2 separate regions of the Homo sapiens genome follow, and region 2 is linked to region 1. Evidence: chromatin loops called from intact Hi-C (ENCODE). Cell type or tissue: heart left ventricle. All regions are shown on one strand. Each heading gives the region's core, and the rest is flanking DNA. Links, peaks and the distances in the headings are about the cores only.

The links. A loop is a pair of places that touch in the nucleus more often than their neighbours do. Peaks named below come from ENCODE experiments on the same cell type or tissue, not always from the same donor. Only the 100,000 strongest peaks of a DNase experiment are listed, where the experiment ranks them.
Region 2: a loop joins it to region 1, with 3 times the contacts of the local background. A loop is called at or near these places in 16 of 110 quality-filtered maps.

What each region holds. Positions count from the first base shown.
Region 1 is chr2:12,915,666-12,925,142 of GRCh38, reverse strand. No RefSeq gene overlaps it. Among named protein-coding and RNA genes, the nearest start is that of MIR3125, 180 kb to the right of the region's middle. In heart left ventricle, for the core only: no CTCF peak of the experiment used is centred there; a DNase peak (open chromatin) is centred at 6,072; H3K27ac peaks cover 2,804 bases.
Region 2 is chr2:12,726,922-12,736,398 of GRCh38, reverse strand. All of the region lies in intron 2 of TRIB2 (tribbles pseudokinase 2), which reads right to left. Among named protein-coding and RNA genes, the nearest start is that of MIR3125, 5.7 kb to the left of the region's middle. RefSeq lists enhancers at 7,726-7,785, 7,796-7,845, 8,917-9,477. In heart left ventricle, for the core only: no CTCF peak of the experiment used is centred there; DNase peaks (open chromatin) are centred at 1,338, 2,398, 3,638 and 4,248; H3K27ac peaks cover 5,000 bases.

The sequences.
Region 1 (9,477 bases), core at 3,073-8,072:
TCCCCAAAAGTGAATATTCCTACTTGGTAAGATTAAGTGGTTTTTCTTTCTTTAATTCACCTTACTTAGCATGCAACAATATAATCTACTTCATGTTCGTACCAGGCCTTTCTTATTTATCCCCTACCTTCCTGCCACTCATTACTAACACATGCAAGGTTTTTACTTGCCTTTTTGCTTCCAGCATTATTTCCCCATAACATGTTAGGATATGTTTACTGTCATCCAAACTCTCGATCATACTTTCTATCCATTACGTCCACCACATTTTTTTTTTCCTGAAAACCTCCCTCTCTACCTTTCTCCCTGATCTGTACTTTGCATCCTTTCTCCTCTTTTGCCATCTGGTTTGTTGCTTTCGGGCTATATGCGATCATCCCAGCACAGCCCCTTATGCTCCTTCTGGGCAGGTTCTGTTTCCTTTCCTGGTTGCCTCCTTACTTTACTGAAATAATCCTCAGGTAAAGCCCTACAAAGAAATGAATAATAAAAAAATGGTTGACCTCTTCCTTACCTGAAAAGAAAAATATTTTTATGCCTGATACATAATTTGGTCCACGTATCATTTATGATGCATTCCATACCCCAAAATGGCTTAGGTAATAAAGATTCTTAATTATCTCAAATAACAGGAAATCTGGAGGTAGGTGGTACCAGGCTTGGTTCAGTAGCTAAACAATGTTATCAATGACCCAGGCTCTTTCCATTATTCTACTTAGCCATCCACAGTATGTTGGCTTATGACCTCCTGGTCATAAGTTGGATGACACAGATCCAAACATAATATCCTCAAAGAACTGAGTTTGAGGCAGGGCGAAGAGCTGTAAGGAGAAAAAAAGACCTTCCTGAATACCTCTATCTTCTTTATCAGGAAAACAGAAATGTTTTCCAGAAGCCCCTGAAGACGTCTTGGCTAGAATTGCATTATAATCCCACACTTCAAATAATCAATATCAAAGAGAAGAGATTTTGTCATGATTGATTTAGACTAATAATGATTCATCCTCCAGGACTGTGGAAGGCTCCCTCCTTAGCATATTTCTCTCATGAAATGCCTTATAAACTGGAAATGTGCTTACGAATAGGCAGAGAAGAAATGGTTGGTGGTTAGGAAGCCAAAACTTTCCACCACTTTTGAGCTATAGTGTTCTCTGTTGAAAAACTATCCTCTGAATTTATTAAGCTATTGCTCTATTGTGTTCTTTTTTTTTTTTTTTTTTTTTTTTTGAGATGGAGTCTTGCCTGTTGCCCAGGCTGGAGTGCAGTGGTACGATCTCAGCTCACTGCAACCTCTGCCTCCCGGGTTCAAGCGATTTTCCTGCCTCAACCTCCTGAGTAGCTGGGACTACAGGCATGCACCACCATGCCCGGCTAATTTTTGTATTTTTAGTAGAGTTGGGGTTTCACCCTGTTGGCCAGGCTGGTCTCAAACTTCTGAACTCAAGATAGTTCCTCCCGCCTCAGCTTCCCAAAGTGCTAGGATCACAGGCATGAGCCACCGCACCTGGCCCTCTACCGTGTTCTTGCATCTCGTATTGCTAACGAGAGAGAAATCCAGTGCCTGTTACTTTTCATTCCTATGGTGCTTTTAAAATCTTCTTTTATTCCAGTGTTGAAAATTTCTATCTAATTTCTAATTTCTACAAGGGTGTGTCCAGTTGTGACTTTCTTCTTCCTTTTTTTTTTTCAATTCTGCCCTTCATCTTTGAAAATCTTTTTTAAAACGTGATTTATTTGAGATCATGGAGCTGGCTATTTGCTAAGGCAAGACTCAAACTTATTTCCAACTAGCACTGAATGCTGGCCTGTCTTACTTCCTTCATGCACTCTCCACAATCCAGTTCTGTTTCAGTTTGGACCCTGCCACCCCCCTCCAATCTTATCTCCAGATTTTGAATTCATTACACACTTAGTTGCCAGATTACTTATGCTAATGAAGCCAAGGCCAGCATTTTGCTCTCTACCTTAAGCACTTCTCTATTTTTGACTAAACCCTACCTTTTCCTCCACATCCCATCTGTGCACCAGGTGGGCCCACTGATCAGCAGTGAGCCAGGAGGGATTCAGGAACCATTAAGTTCTTGTTAAGCACAAGTGCAATTCATTGATGGACATCCATCATGCCTCTGTTCATACTAAATTGTTTAAATCTTATTTTTGTCAATATAATAATCTAGACATTTAAAAATCAGTAAAAGTCACTTGTACAAGACAAGATCATCTCCATAATCTACCATTGCTGTTAATTTAAGCTACCAAGTTTTGGGGGTCGTTTGTTAGATAGTAACATAAACTAAGACATTAACTAAAAGGCTGAATAAACTGTTTTGAAAGAATATATAGAATATTTTGAAAGAGTGTATGTGCCTGTGTGGGTGTGTGTGTGTGCGTGCGTGTCTCAAAATAATAAAGGATATTGCAAGAGGCCAAAAATAATGAGAAACAGAAACAAACCACTGGAGACAACTACTGCCCTGGTATATCAGTTAATACCATACGTGTAAAGGTTAAATCACCACGGACCTCTATATAAAGTCAAGACTCCAAAAGAGCAATGTCCTCAGGGAATGGATAAAATTGAAGAAAAAAACCAACAAACTCTAAGGGAACATAGAAGGACACCGAACTGTATCAACTTTGACTCTAGGTGGAGGCAGACAAATATCTCCTCTTAGAATTTATAAACCCATGTTTCCATTGCCCACACAGTCCACAAGAACCCCGCCAAGCATTTGTTTGATATGGTCCTAAACTGGTAGTACTCCCAGGGGAAAATAATTCTGTATGTGAGCCAAACCTCATGCCCAGCCTCAAGTAAATCACAAAATAAATCTCACCTGTATTACAGGTACTGTCTTCCTCATCTTTGCTACATTTGATTCAAGTTGAACTAAAATTTACCTTCATGTTTTAGGGGTTCATTTTCTTTTCCAATTTTGCCTTGGCCTTTCTGGAATACCATGCCATCACTCAGATTATTAGTGAGTATAGATTAGGTGGTGCCCTAAAGATTAGAAAATCTGTATGAGTGAAAAAAATGTTTATATTTAAGATTAGATATAACTAAATTTAATTCTAGTGCTATAATAAAGCTTAAAATAGTGTTTTGCTTCCTTGACTTGAGGCATGCTATATTCCTACTTAGAAAGCTTTTCTCCTGTTTCTATTTTGAGGAATTCTTTATTTTTTAAAGTTTCCCTGACATACTTCCCCTGTTATCTTTTTTACCATATAAGCAAAAGAGTTAATTGCCTTTTTTCTGTGTTCTTATGGCACCTTATTCTTCAGGATAACACTTAGCTGTGTGGCTTTCCCTACCCACAATTAGGAGCCCCTTGAAGAGAAAATCTATGACTCCTTAAAGTCACTGTCCCCAGCATCTAACCAAGAATCTGACACACAGAGGATACCTCATAGTCACTGTATTTAATACACACACATGCTTTGAATCCAAAATTAAATTGAAAGAGAATGCAAACTCAATGTCTCTCCCTCTTTCATAGGAAACTTCCAGTGTGGACCACAGGAAGAAAAATCAAAGTAATCCACGCTCCCACATTTCCCACATCCTTCAAGTCACACTACACTGAGTAACGGTCTCCCGATGCTTTGGCAATACCCATGTGTCTTTCTTTAACAACCAGAAATTATGAGGCCTGGACAGGATGCAAATTGTTCTCAGTCAGCCTGGGAAATAGCTAAGGGAACATGAGGCAGATGAAAATGATCTGTTTTGTCTTTCCTACCTTGGCCTTTGGGAAGCAACGTCAGCTTCGATAAACATCAAAAATATAAGGAGCACAGAAATCAAGTGAGTGGGTGCCCTTCTTTCCCGTCCATTACCATTCCCAAAGATGGCCCACCGATGCTGCTTTATTCTGGGAGTCTTGAGCCTTCAAGAGCTCTCATGTCCCAACCTGTCCTTAAGACACAAGGAGAGATTTAGTGCCAAGCTGAGGTAGGACATCCACCTTGAGTGGCTATAGCCACACAGGTCTGTTGCTCAGTATCACGGCAGAAAGAACAGACCTAATGAGTCAGAAGCTTCATTTTTACAAGACCCCAGGTCAATCATATCACGTTAAAGTCTGGAGCAGTTTGGTATGGCCCTGAGTTGGTAGCATACCAGGTGAAGACAATTGTGTGTGTGAGCCAAACCTTTTAATTAGTTTGAACTGATAGAAAACAGAATCCAATTTAGTTACCAATGAAGAAAAACAACTTGGATATCTGGAGTCACATCAGATGTTTGAGGATGATCTTCAGGTTTACTTCCAACTTCACTTTGGAATCACCTGGAGAACTTTTTAAAAATACACAGCTGAACTATTCGCAGTAGGAAAAACATGGAATCAACCCACTCAAATGCCCATCAATGATAGACTAGATAAAGAAAATGTGGTACATACACACCATAGAATACTATGCAGTCATAAAAAGGAAAGAGATTATGTCCTTTGCAGGGACATGAATGAAGCTGGAAGCCATTATCCTCTGCAAACTAATGCAGGAACAGAAAACCAAAAACCACATGTGCTCACTTATAAAAGGAAGCCGAACAATGAGAACACATGGACACAGGGAGGGGACAACACACACTGGGATCTGTCAGTGGAAGGTGGCGTGAGAGAACAATATCAGAAAAATTAGCTAGTGTATGCCGGGCTTCATACCTAGGTGATGGGTTGACAGGTGCAATAAACCATCATGGCACACATATACCTATGTAACAAACCTCTACATCCTGCACAGGTACCCTTGTACTTAAAATAAAATCAAATTAAAATTAAATACACAGACGGGCCACACACACTGGATATTCTGAATTAATTAGTCTGAGGTGGGACCAGGGAATAGGTGTTTTAAAAATCTCCAGTGGTGGTTCTGATGCATAGTGATGTTTGAGAACCATTGATCTCAGTAAGAGCAGAAAAAGCCCAATGGAGGAAAGTGATGGATCAACCACACGTAGCACTGGAACTACAGCTGAGGTTTGTGGACAGCTAGTAAGCACCCTTTAAAATCTCACTGTGTCCTTATGTGCCCGAAGTTCATCCCCAAACGTTTGATGTGACTCCACATATCCAAGTTGTCTTTCTTCATTGGCAAGTAAATTGGGTTCAGTTTTCTATCAGTTCAAACTAACTAAAAGTTGGTCAAACCTGCAGAGCAGTGAAAAGTAAGGATCTCCCCTTTTCCGGGGATTATGTTTAATGGTTCATTACGTAAAATAGACTTCCTGCCATGTGGGAGGTACTGTGCTTGGACCACAGAAGTGGGACCAACAAAGAATCTGAAATTACTTTGCCATTTAGTGAGCCCTATTCCCACGTGCATGGCCATAGGGCACATCCAAAGAAAGCTAATGGGGCCAGGAGTATTAAGACAAGGAGGTGGAGCAATTCATTCTCCAATTTCCCTGAAGATATCACACACATGCACTTTGCTCAGGAAGTGGTCTCTCACCTAATCCCTGAAACATTAAAAATATTGTAATAGCCTTAGAAAAAGAAGAGAAATTTATATCTTTAAACCTGATAGAAAAAAAGCATATTTAAGCATTTAAATATTGCTAAAGGAAAAACTTTTTTATTAATTAAAAAATATATATCAAAGAAAACGTATACGTTTTAGGAAGACTATGTTTTACGATTTTTAAATTAATAAGTAGTTAATACTGTAATTGTTTCTTTGCATAAAGGAGCTATTATATAAAATGAGTATATTTAAGATAACCACATACTCATTCCTTTCCTTTCTTGATATGCAGTACATTTTCTTTAGAAGCCAAATTTGTGCTTTGGAAAAGGCAGCTGAATAGCCAAAGTTGTAATTTTATGAAACCACAAAAGACTCTTCTAAAGGAATCTGACTTGAAAACACACTGCAAGGAAATTAATAGTCTCAGTTCAAACATCCTCTTTAATCCATCTCGTTTTGCCTCTTATAAAAAAGAGAAGAATGCAGTTGTCAGGCTGACTTAGGAGAAGGACAAGTATTGGGCAACATGCTGTTGGCGTGAGGCTATGGAACTTCTTTCTGGGGTATCTCAGCAGCCTTCGGGGAGCTGCCAGGGCAGAGACGTGTTGTGTGTCATTATCAATTTGCACTCTGATTTCCTAACAATTCAAGAGGCCTTTTGACAAAAGCCTCCATTTAGATCTAATAATAACTCTGGATTTTTGCTAAACGTCTCACAACCTGGGAACAGGCCCAATTGCTAAACATACTTGCACTGCATGAGTTTCTTTTACTGAGCCCAGAGGGGACGGCCAAGCAGACTAGAAAATGTGTGCGGGGGAAATGTTCTCCCTTTTAAAAGTTATTTTCAAAAGAATTTCTTCAGTTCATGTATGAAGTCCACCTGAAAGATTATCGTAATTGTAGAACAACTGCGGGTTGTCGAGTCCTAGCTGGGATTATAGCAGCTAAAATTCAATAGCTGTGCTTTTCCTATTGCATCATGTAATTGTAATATCTAATGGATTGACCTACTTCCCCAACTTAGTCACAGAACATGTAGTCCATTTCCAATACGCTGCAATATCCACGTAAACCTTCCTATGTCCTGAGGGGTGTATTCAAAATCTATCATACTCGATTTCTATTGATTTTTTCTCATAAGGATACACAGAAATGCCTCAGCCCCTTTGTGTCTCAAAATATTTCTTGAATTTGTTCAAAGAGAACAGTATTTCTTAATTGCCTCTTTCTTCTAATCAAGTTCTTATCGTTAAAGTAAATATTCAACATTCCTTTGAGAATTTTTCATGTTGTCATATGAGAGCCACATTTCCCAGCTTGGGCAAATTGTAAAGGAGAAGAATAGGGGAAAAAGTCAACAGAAATGGGGACTGGTGTGCTGGTATGGGAAGGGACAGGATGGATGGCAGAGTCCAATTCCAAGATCAGTAAGTGTGCCATGGCTTTGTTAAAATGTCTTAGATACCTTGCCTTGTCTCTGTAAAACTTCCTTAAGTTCTCAAATCATTTTGCCTTTGCATCCCAATTCCTAATCCATTATTGAATTTAGGTAGGTGTTTTCTTCTTCTCCTGTCTCTTTTGAGACATTGGCATGTCCAGTATGAAGTAGGGAGAGGCCCAAGGAGGAAGCAGATAAACTCAAGCTATCAAAAACAAAAACAAAAGAAAATTCCCAAACTACTGTTCTGTTACTTTTAGTAGTTCATTCAAAGGGCATTAATGAAGCAGAAGGTTGAAATAATGGATTAAAATTTAGTTTACCATCTCTTTGGAAATGTAATAGTTTCCAGTTATTTAATTGCTTGCATGTGCTGGATATGAGGTTTACATCATGGCGCCAGCATGAAGCAACTTTACATTATGTCTAGTTGGATTACCCAACTGGAACTAGAGCACCTTTAAAAATCTTCCCAAGCATTGGTCATCCAACCTCTCTCTGGACATTTCCAGAGACACAACACTCCTGATGTAAGTCTAGCAGTCAGCTCATTGCATAGGTGGTGAGTCCAAAAACATTAGAATGTGGTTCCTTACGTTGAGTTTGTCTAGCATTCCAGGAATGTCCTCTTTAGGGGATCACTTCCATACTCTGGAGGGTAAGAAAAAAATCCATATTCTTTTCTACATGACTGCTTCTTGGGGAGAGTTGATTCCAAAATTATGTCAATATTTGTTTAGACTAGAGCTTTTGAAATGCCATATAAACTTCTATGAATAGAGTGCCATCATGGAAAAAGGCCTTTAGCAATTCATCACATTTGTTTCCATTACTAAACGTAAGAGACAAGGTACTTCTACAGGAGGAAGAGACATTTTAGTACTTAGTATATATTCAGGTTCTTTCTATACAGCAATTGAAAATCAATAAAAAGTACTTTAAAGTATTCACAATTTAGACTTACATATTCTCTTTTTTTGGGAATTAATCCTAAGGAAATCAGCCAAAATTTTGGAAAAGTTTATAATTCATTTCTATTTTCCAAAAGTTTTTTTAAAGAACATACTTTTTAGTGTTAAAAGTTGTATTCTTTTAAAAGGGTCTAGAAAAGCTAAATCTTTAAGAAGGACACTGAAAGGACACAGAGTGACTAAGCTCACTTTTTTTCATGTTAAAGAATGTTTATTTTACTATTTTGCATTTTCTCTAATGTCTGAAATCAATTTAGTAAACCATATATTCACTTAGGCCTCACTTTATTACTCAGTAACATGAAAAACAAGGTAATGATGGAATCTTACAAATTCAATATTTGCTAACCACTGCAGAAGGCATGGGTCCCATTCTATCAAACACTGTTAATTTAGCAGACTAAGCCTGTATTGACAGTCTTAATCTTAACCTAATGATCTGTTTATTTAACAATTATCATTAGAAACCTCTGGCTGCACAGGAAAGGATGTTCAAAATACTACATAATTTTGGGATGCTGAGGTGGGTGGATTATTTGAGGTCAGGAGTTTGAGACCAGCCTGGCCAACATGGTGAAACCCTGTCTCTACTAAAAATACAAAAAAAAAAAAAAAAAATCAGCCAGGCATGGTGGTGCACACCTGTAATCTCAGCTACTTGGGAGGCTGAGGCAGGAGAATCACTGGAGCCTGGGAGGTGGAGGTTGAGGAAAGGCAGAGGTTTCAGTGAGCCAAGATAGCACCACTGCACTCTAGTCTGAGCAAGAGAGTGAGACTCTGTCACAAAACAAAAAACAAACAAACAAAAAAACCTAAATAATTATTCCTGGGCACAATTTTCACAAACAAGATTGTGTGCAGTTTTGTACTGCAAAGACAAGACACAATGTCTCCTTGTGGCCATACACAAATGCCATGCCATGTCTCAAGCTAAGTTCATAGCTTTGCTAGTGCAAATGAAGTACTACAGAACAGTTTTGATACATTTTATCAAATTAACAAAAATATTTTTCTTCTAAGTCAATGTTGTCTTCATAAATCAAAGTCAGCTAGAACTTACTTACTGTGAAGGAATATAATTTATTAGCCAACATATAGTATATAAGTCATTTCTCTGTTACTAATATCTGGAAAAAAATTTAAAAAAAAACAAAACAATTTCACAGAGGGTGATGTTTACATTAAAAAAATCACAGTCATAAAATGAGGATTGTGAAATATTGTTAAAACTGTGGCTTTGTCACAGACTGCAATTGCAAATTGTCTGGAATAGTTAAATGGTGAGCTATTCTTAATACCTTTGGCAAAAACTCTACTTGCAGTATGATGACCGGAGACACAGCTGTTGGAGGAAAAAAGTTTATGTCAATTAAAATCCTGAATTTCTCTGATCTGGAAAGAAAAACTGCTATGAACTCTTTAGGTAAGTCATACACTTATTTATTCACTTACTAAATAATGAATGTATTCATTAATTAAATAATTATGCCATAATTTGCCACTCAATCATTTCCTCATTTCCTCAATCACTATTCAGTAATTTACTGACTCACTAATTTGATCACTCATTCATTCACTTAGTTT
Region 2 (9,477 bases), core at 1-5,000, 190 kb after region 1:
TCAGTCTTGTCAGGGTGCAGAGCTCACCACCTCAAGCTTTTCGTGCAAGGGACTCTCGACCATCTCCCTCTCCCTCCTTCCCAGCCTGTTTGCTGTTCCTCACATGCCCTGCTTGACCCCAGTCCTTCTGAGGCCTTTGCCACAGTGTCTCCCCACCCGGATTGTGCTTCCCCGACTGTGTCAGCTCACTTTTGTCGCATCTCTGACCAAATCTGAGGCCCTTTTCCATTCCTATCCCCTTCCAGGTCACAATTTTAGATTCTGACTTTCTCCTTCACCTCCTCCTGCCCCCAGGTGTCCCCACATTCAAAGCATCCTAACCCCTCTTTCTGGAAGCCTCAGAAAATGGTTAAGGCCTCCACTCTGTCCACTAACCCTGGCCTTCCCCCAAGCTGGAGTTCACCTTTCACCTTTCCTACCTCAAGATGAGCACCCAGAATCTAGGCCCGATACTTCGTGAATTTGAGAATAAAATGAAAAGACCATCCCACATGCTGCCAAATACCAGCTGCCCCTAAGCTCATGTATCCAACACTACGTGCTCCTTTCCTTCAGAGGCTGAAATTTTAGTGGGGAGGGCCCAGGTCTGCTTGTCACATTTGGTTCGGCACATGCTGCAGAAGGACAACCACAAAAACCAGCCCAGGTCAGAGAGCAAAGCAGTGTCCTGAGGCCACAGAGACCTGGGTTCAAGATCAGGCCTTGAAAATTACAAAGTACCAAACGGCAGATGTCATCTATGTACCTAATGCATGCGAGGCACTTACACATATAGTCTCTTTAAAGTTTAGGAGATCCATTTCCAAGGCAGGTACTATGATTCCTTTTCTCATGGACAATGAGCCTAATGCTCAGAGAGTCTGAGTAGGCTCCTACGGCTGGCAAGGCAAGGCAGTGGCTGGGTGCTCACCTTCCTTAGGCCTGACCCCACCTACTCAAGCAGCTGGCGGAGGAAACCACACCAGGGTTGCTCAGTTCACTAGGCTCCATCAAGGTGCGCTGTACGTGTGCTTCCCCAGTGTCAGGGGACAGCCAATCCTTGGGGCAGGAGCCTGCTCTTTCTCTAGGGGAGAATCTGCATCCCAGGCAGGAGAGGGGCAAAAGAAAAGAGAAGCCGGGAGAAAGGATGGGGAGGAAATGCAGGCTTGCTGGCCTTGGTAGGTCATTCTTTTGACCTTGCTTCCTTCTCAGAACACTGTGAACTTGTTTACAAAACTTCTAGGCAAGGGTCAAGGCAACTGGTCTGGATTACGTCTTTCAACGAGGACCTTTCAGGATGCATACCACGCGAGAGGAATGGAGGGAGGTCTGACAGGCGGGGGTGAGTGTCAGCTCTGGTCACTGTGGACTTGCTGTGTAACTGCAGGGAGGCTGCTGAAGGTCTTTGGGCCTTGGCTCCCTCCTCTGGGAAAGAGGGCTGCCAGTCACGGTCTCAAGAATGTGTATGGGGAGTCCCTGGTGGGGCTCTAGCACATGTCAGAAATGGGAGCAGAAATGAATGAACAGTCTTGCAATGGCTCATGTCCCCTCACAGTCTGGGCATTATGAATTTTCCAGGCAAAGGAGCTGATTTCCATAAAAACCAACAGAAGCATCTGTGGACCTAGTAATTCAAATGTCCCACTAGTCATGCAGGCATGTAAAAGACATTTACCGAGCATTTACTCTGCTTGAGTTCCCCAACTAGGCACTGGGGAGACAGACATGACAAGTAACACCCACCTTCTCAGTTTTTGTGAGAATTAACTGTAATAATGCAAGTACGGTATCTACCGAGGAGCCTAGCATGGTAGATCTGCAAAAAACTGGGGGCAACAATAATGATCGATCTTATTATTAAGAATGAACCTTTGCACCTACCCTCAACCCAAAAGCCTAGTGGAGAAGATAGGTGAGGAAGCACGAAATGCAAGTCCCCAGCATACGGCCGTAGATGTGAATTCTCGTTCCTTCCTGGGTCTTTTGCACTTGTTCCTCCCGCGGGCTGGAATGCTTTTCCCCAGCTCTGTGCCCAGCCCAGTCCCCTCACTTTATTCAGTTCTGACTACAGTAATCAGGATATGCTTCCTGGAAGTGGTGGTACCAGAAACAGTCCGAGAAGAATAAACATTTCCCAAAGAGACAAGGGGTGGAGGGTGGTGGCAATTTTTGTGCCTAAAACGCTGTAAATGACAATGGTTATCTCCAGTAACTTCTCAGGGGAAGAGACATCTCCCTGCCAGCCACCAGCCTGGGGCAGGATTGGTTTGGCCAGAGAAGCTGGATCCCTGCAGGCCTTTTGCAAACTGTGCCTGGCATAGGAAGAGAACAGCCTGCTTTGCTCTCAACCTGCTGAATGAACAAGGCTTACACGTGGGCAGCCTGTGTACTCAATGACGGCCCAGCCCAGTGCCAGGCCTTGTGTCACCGGATCCCGGTGCCAGGTGAGGAAGCCAAAAGCAGCAGGGTGTGGTTCCTCTCCCAGCATCTGTGGAACAGCACAGGTCGGCACTGAAAGCCCCGATTCTCCCCCCACCCCCATCCACTCTCAGCACAGGCTCCAGAGCTCCCTTGCGCCACTAAGTTGAACTACCAGTGTGGCCCCTGGTTCTTTTGGCCTCAGTTTCCCTTCTGTAAAATAAGAACAAATAGCTACAGGGCCTGAAAAGGGCTCGTCTAGCTTCAGAATTCCAGATTTTAAAGTTTCCTTTAATTCTTAAGCTCTAGTGATTACAACACACCATATGATATCCTAATAATAATTATAGTAACAATAATAGAAACTATGTGTGAAGCATCTATAAGATGCTGAGATTACTACAGCTTGCATCCTTATTTCTCAAAACAAAGTAAAAGACAAGTATGATATATGCATGCTACCTAATATATAAGGAAGCTGAGGCACAGGGAATTAAATGCCCTAGGCCATACACAGAGAAACTGAACAAGCTGAGCTCTGAATCTACATCTGGACTCTAACGCCATTGTCCTTTCCAAAATACATTCTGGTACTAAAATCACTGATTTACTTAGGGCCAAAGAAAGAAAAACTTTTAAAGGGAGACCCTGAGATGATGGAGGCAAATCTGGTGCAGTTTATTCAGCACTAGATCTGGTACAAAACCATCCCATTCACAGCTAACTGCTATAGCTCATGAGGTAGATACAGGTGACTAGACCTGCCCATTTACCGGATGAAGAAACTGAGGTAACAGAAAGTAGATGTGACTTGTCCAAGGCCACCTCGCAAGCCAGTGACAGAGCTGGGATTCAAACCCCGGTTTTTAACTCCAAGTTTAGTGCTCAATCCACAAGATCAAAAATAGTATCCACAAGCAAATCATGCCGTATTTTCCAATCTTTAAACAGCACTGTGGGCCCTTGGCAGGAAGAGATCAGGACAGGGTGGGCCAGGGTGGGGCTGAGCTGGGAGTTCAGCCAGACAAAGTGGGCCTGGCAGGGATGGGAAGTCCGGTGGCCTAAGGTCAGTGAAATCCAGAGAAGTCACTGAAGGCCGTCCAGTCAGGCGGTCCAGATAGGCTTAAGGGTCAAGTGAAAAGGTCAGCTGCTGCCAGATCTGACCTTGCCCTGACTGTTACTGAAAAAGTCCTCTGGGCAGCCAGTCCAGCTGTGAAAGCCAGGGTCCCGCCCGGGGCGGCTGCTACCAAGGGCCTGGGAAGGACCACCTGGCACCATTGGCACCATCATGCCGGCCTGGCAGCTGCATTAGAACGTCACAGGCCACTAAACGATGCCAAATAAATTGTCGTTCACTTAATTCTGGTTCATGTATGCACAGACTTTTCCAACAGTCACCTCTGAGAGCCACCTCTGCACCAAGTCTTGGAGAGTCAGTGAACCACCCCAACTCCTACCTCAAATGGCCCACAAATTAGCAGGGAGAGCAACAGGTGAGCCACGGGGGAAGCATCTCAGGGCATCGTGGTGGAGGGAGAGATGTCTATAGGGAGAGAATATGCCTCTTGTGACCTTACAACACCACACAATCTGGAAGGTGGGTGTGCCCACACCGATTTGATGCAGGAGACTACAGCAGCTTAGAGACAGATGAAGGAACTTGCTTGGAAATAGCACAGTTGGGATGGGAAACCCAATCTGACTCAAATACTCAGGGGTTTTCTGCAGTGCCATCTACCCGGCCACGACGGAATCCCTGCCCTGTCCGCATGCAGGTGCACATTCCTGCCCGACTCCCATCCATGGTGCCTGGATGAACAGGGGAGTCTCATTGTACCCGAACACCTTCCCACGCCCCCATGCAGACACCACACAAGCACAGCCTGCAGGCCGCCAGGGCTTCACAGAGGAAGTCCATCCTGTCGCCATAGGAACAGAAAGGGAAACCCAAGAAAGAGGAAGCCATGCTGACAGGAATTCCTCATCAATGCTCCATTCACTCCCTGCATTGAGACTTTCAGCCATGGCTCCTGAAGAATCCCTCCTCCCCCATATCAGTGGATTGGCCTCTCCGCAAAGCTTCCGCAGGCTCAGTGCTGGCCAGGGGCACCCAGCGATGGTGTTGCTGCCCTGCCCGGTGGCTTAGGAGTGCTTCGGGGTCCAGAATTTTCCCAGTCTTGTTCCAGGTGTGGGGTGGGAGTTCACAGAGTTCAGGGAGGCCTGTGAGTGCATCTCTGCACCCACTCGCAGGGCCAGACAGGGACGCTGCACTTGACAGGGAGCCCCACACAGGCTTGTGGAGATGTGCGCGTAGGCACGTAATGAATGAGATCAAGTCGAAAAACCTGGGTCCTGCACTTGGCTGTGCCATGAACACATTTGAAACCTTGAGTAAGCCCACTCTCCTCCTCATTGTTTGTAAAGATAAAAGTGTCGGGTTTAAACCCCCACTTGTTGCCCCCAATTCTTCAATCCCACTGCCACAGTCTCAGTTTGAGCCACTTCTTCCTAGAACCCATGCCCGGCTGCTTTACCCAGTTCATCTTTCACATGTACTTCCGGAATCACAAACCCATCCCTGCCATCCAGAAAAACCTTTCAATGGTTCCTTCTGGGCTTCAGGTCAAGTTGGAGGTGAGGGGTGTGTCTTTCAGGCCCTGGACTCAGCCTCATCTCTGTCCTGGCACAGGGGACCCTCCAGCAGCACAGCCCTCCCTACACACGGCTCTTTGTGCCTCTGGCTTGACTCATGCCTTCTGGGACCTCCCCATCCCTACTACAGCACTCAAGCCAACCTCGTGCAGGAGGTCATCACCTCCCGGAGGTGACCATTCTCCACACCGTACTCCACTGTTGGAACTGTTAAATAATGCTTACAGCTAAATAACTATTGAATAATGATTACATCCATTAGGCAAGGACTCTCTTGTACTGATTCCTGTACCATCAACACCTAGCACCGTAGGACAGAGTAGGTGCTTAATAAATGTTTGCGAGATAGAATGACCCCCATATCTAAGACTCCCCAACTCCAACATTCTATCTGGAGTTCACGGCATCTAGGCAAGACTCTTCTTATGCATGGCAATGTCTAGAGTCCAAAGAAATTTCAAATAGCCTGGACTCGGTTTCATGATTTAGAGAAACTCCCAAGAGTATTGAGTAGAAAACAACATTGAAAATGAGTTTCCATCCACTGCATTCCACTGTCAATATGGCTAGTTGATTTTTCTTATGATATTCACGCCACGGGACATAAGGGGCTATTTGTATATCCATGGCATCAATGGTCACACATTCCTAAGTACTGCTAAGTCCAGTGCTAGGCATGGAGGATAGAAAAAGAAATGAAGCCCATTGTATAGTTCCCTGGGGAAAAACAAAAACAAAACAAAACAAAAAAAACCCACAGAATGGAACAACAGGACGTAGGACTGCCCGCAGGGTTGGCTCATTGGTGGCCCAATCCATGACTGCTCAGGAAAACTGAGTCGTGAGCTGAGTTTTGACCCTGGCTAGTCAGGTCCTCCTGGTGCACACCTGTTGCCTAACTGCGTGAGAAAATTCTTTCTCAGGGTTGGGCATAAGAGACGGTATTTTACCTGTTGTCTATTTCCTGGAGACAACCTAGTATTTGAAAGCTTGGGCTCTGGAGCCAGGGGCCTGGGTACCAACCCCAGGTCTGCCACTGGTTGGCCATTAGACTCTGAGGATCAATTTTCTTATCTGTAAAATGGTGAAAATAAGAGTATCTTACTCACTGGGTTTAAATTGATTAATTTAAATACAGTAGCTAATTAGAATTAAATTGGTGAATCACATGTTATGAGTAAAACACATGGTGGGCCCTAGATATTATTTCATTGAAATGTAGGTCTCATGAGAACAGGGTTTCTCTCTCACTGGGCTCTGTAGTGTCCCCAGCACCAAGAATAGTGCCTGGCACATAATAGATGCTCAATAGGTATTTGTTAAATAAATAATTGAATCTCCGGGCTGTTGGGTTATGAGGCTCAATGACATCAGAGGATGCCCAATAGCAATAATGACGGCTATGTATTCAAGTAGCTGCAGTGCACCAGGCACTGTGCTGGGCACTTAACATATTAATATATTGTCTCTTCTCATGATTTCAGAGAAGGCAGGCTAAGACCATAGGGCTAAATGGAGTAATAAAAAAATCTGACCACTGTGCCTCTGCTTGGTTTGCTTGAGGACCCACACTAGCCCATCAACTAGTTACTAAGTACAAGCAGTAAGCAGCCCAGCAAGAAATCCTGCTGAAGAATACCTACTATTTAGTCTACTTATAAGCATGGAACCTGGAGGAAGCTCTCCCCTTTCTAACCGTGATTAGAAAAGCCCTTCATGAATAAAATTACAGCCTGCCATAGACACTGAAAACAATGTCTTAAATAAATGTCACTTCTGCATAAATCATTAAATTAAAAGGGAAATGATGGGTAAATTTCTCACTTGATGGGAAACTTTGGAAATAGCTCTCTTTGAAAAGGTGTCTCCATAGGGGATGTATACGTTTTCTGGGCTCCCACTGATTCCAGGCAATGACCTAGACACCAATACTCTACTTACCCCTGCCTCTCTCTTTCTGTCATTAGAATCCAATCTGAGCTGCTCCCACTCAAAAAAGGAGACATTCCGTCAACAAATAGCAAGGCCCAACCTGTTCCAGAAGCAGTGAACATGAGACAGCCTATGTCCCCAGGAAGCCCCCAGCAGGGGACAAGGACAGTCTACAGATGCACACACGGGCCATCAGAATACAGCAGGAGATGAGCTCTGATGAGGAAAGGGAGTGCTATGGGAGAGAGATCACTGATCCACCCTGGGGAACAGGAGGCTCGCCAGCCTTCCCCAAAGGTTGGCAATACCTCAAGTACATAAAGGGGTTTCTCATAAATAAGGGAATTCCAGGAGCTCCATTTCCTTCAAAGCAAAAACGAAAGGTATTTTCCCAAAATACAAAGCGCCTACAACTTGAAAAAATGTACACAGCTTTTAATGAAAGAAAAGCTGAGTCTGGTCTCCAGGGTTTCCATGCCTGCCCTCTGTACTCTGTTAGATACTGAGACCTCAATGGAGGCGGGTGCAACTTGAAGATCTGAAGGAAAAGCCAATAAAGATACTAAGAGCTGAGAAAGAGTGCCTTGACCTCTGTTGGTGGGGGAAGGAGAAACGCCTCCACCCCACAGGGAGGCACAGGTCTGTGAATCTGGGCAGGTGGCGTTTATTATACCGAAAGCCCCCAGGCCACTGAGTTCCTGCAAACAGTCGCAGCTTCCACCCTGCTGAAGTGGGTACTGACCGGCTTCCACAAAGCGGAGGAAATGAAACCTGTCACGTCAAGAGATAAAGATCTTCTACCCAAAGAAGAAACATGTAAAGAGGCATGTTTCTCAGTTCACATGGGGTCCTTCTGTGCAAGGAAATGTCAACACTGAACTGAAACTGAGGCAGAGAGTGGCAGAGGGATGGCAGGAAGCCTTGAACCCAGAGAGAAATCCAATGGGCAAAAGCAAACAGGAAGTGCTGTGGTAACAAGGCCCCACCCACCTTCCTTGAGCAGCATAAGGGTGCACCTGCTCAAAGGGCTCTTCGCATCTTGAGTGAGCCAGGGAACTGGCCCTGTGACCACAGAGTGACACTGAGTGCAGAGGAGGCTTCCATCAGCAGGAGCTCCCGTCTGCTGATGGCTGACTGTGTGCTAGGTAGGAGCTCCCGTCTGCTGATGGCTGACTGTGTGCTAGGCATTGGGCTCCCTTGTATTAATACATTTAATTCCATGATGGAAGCCATGTTGTTATTTCCACTTTGCAGATGAGGCAGTCTGGGCACAAAGCTTAGGTAATTTTTCAAGGTCCATTCCTAAAAAGTGCAAGAACAGGGATTGGAATCCAGACGGCAGCTGTGACTCTACATAGAAGTAACAGGACTTCTCCCAAGCTCAGGCCTTCCCATGAATTAAAATGGAATTGGAGGGGCCTGAAACATGGGGCTTCTAAGAATAGACTGATCAAGCAGGTCACCCCAATGCCACAGCAGAGAGGGGGAGGCGGAGTGCACAGGGCACGCACTTTGGGGATGTGGGTGCTGCCTTCTATCAGATTCTGAGCCATAACCAGCAGGGTGGCCGCTACTACACACAGACTGTCTGAGATTTTACTACACGAACTGTGGATGCACAGGGTGTGGCCAGGTGAGTTCAACTGGGATTGGAGATTAACTTCCTCAAAATGCTGCTCAATGCCTCTGGGCCCTGAGGTTTTCCTTTTCAGCAGTATAAACAAAAAGAACCAGGCTCTGCCCTGCACAAACATCCCTGGGAACGAAGGAGAAGCAGCAGTCCAAGGCCTGCAACACAGAAGCTGATTCAGGCACGGTGGGGTATGATCCTCCACTCCCTACATGTGCCTGTGGCCGCCTACTCCAGTGCACATATGGTCAATCTGGCCTTTCTGAGCCTCAGGTTCCAGACCAGGTGCACTTGACCTTTGGCACTAACTTAATGATTATAATTAAACCAAACAGAGAGGAGAATGTGGCCTAAATCTGAACCCCTATGTCACAAGGGTGCCACTCTTCACTGAATAGGCTGCCCAGGCGAGCGACTTAATTCTTCAAGAACCCACTGAGTCCTGGGAACTGCTCTCCCATAATGGTACTATTTCGTCAATGACTCTAGGAACAGCTGTCCCTTCATGAGTGCCTGCCCTGCCCGGTGAGTCACAGAATCATCTCATTTAACCCTCACAACTGCCCGACAGGAATGCCATTATTATTTCTGCTTTGAGGAACCGCAGCTTAGAAACATTCAATGACTTATCCAAGATCAGGTAGCTAAGAAGAGCCAGAAGTTAAACCTAAAACTCAAATCAAAGTAAAATGGAAACAGAAGACTCTGAGCTGCTGCCATTTCTACCCAGCAGCACAAGGCTTGCTGGCATTAGGTCCAAACATAACGCTGGGTGTCATCTGTGTCTGCCTGCAAAACCACCAGTGGGGGACCGGACTGAAGGCGCTGGCAGTTCCACTAACAACGTTTCCATGGATGGCCATGGA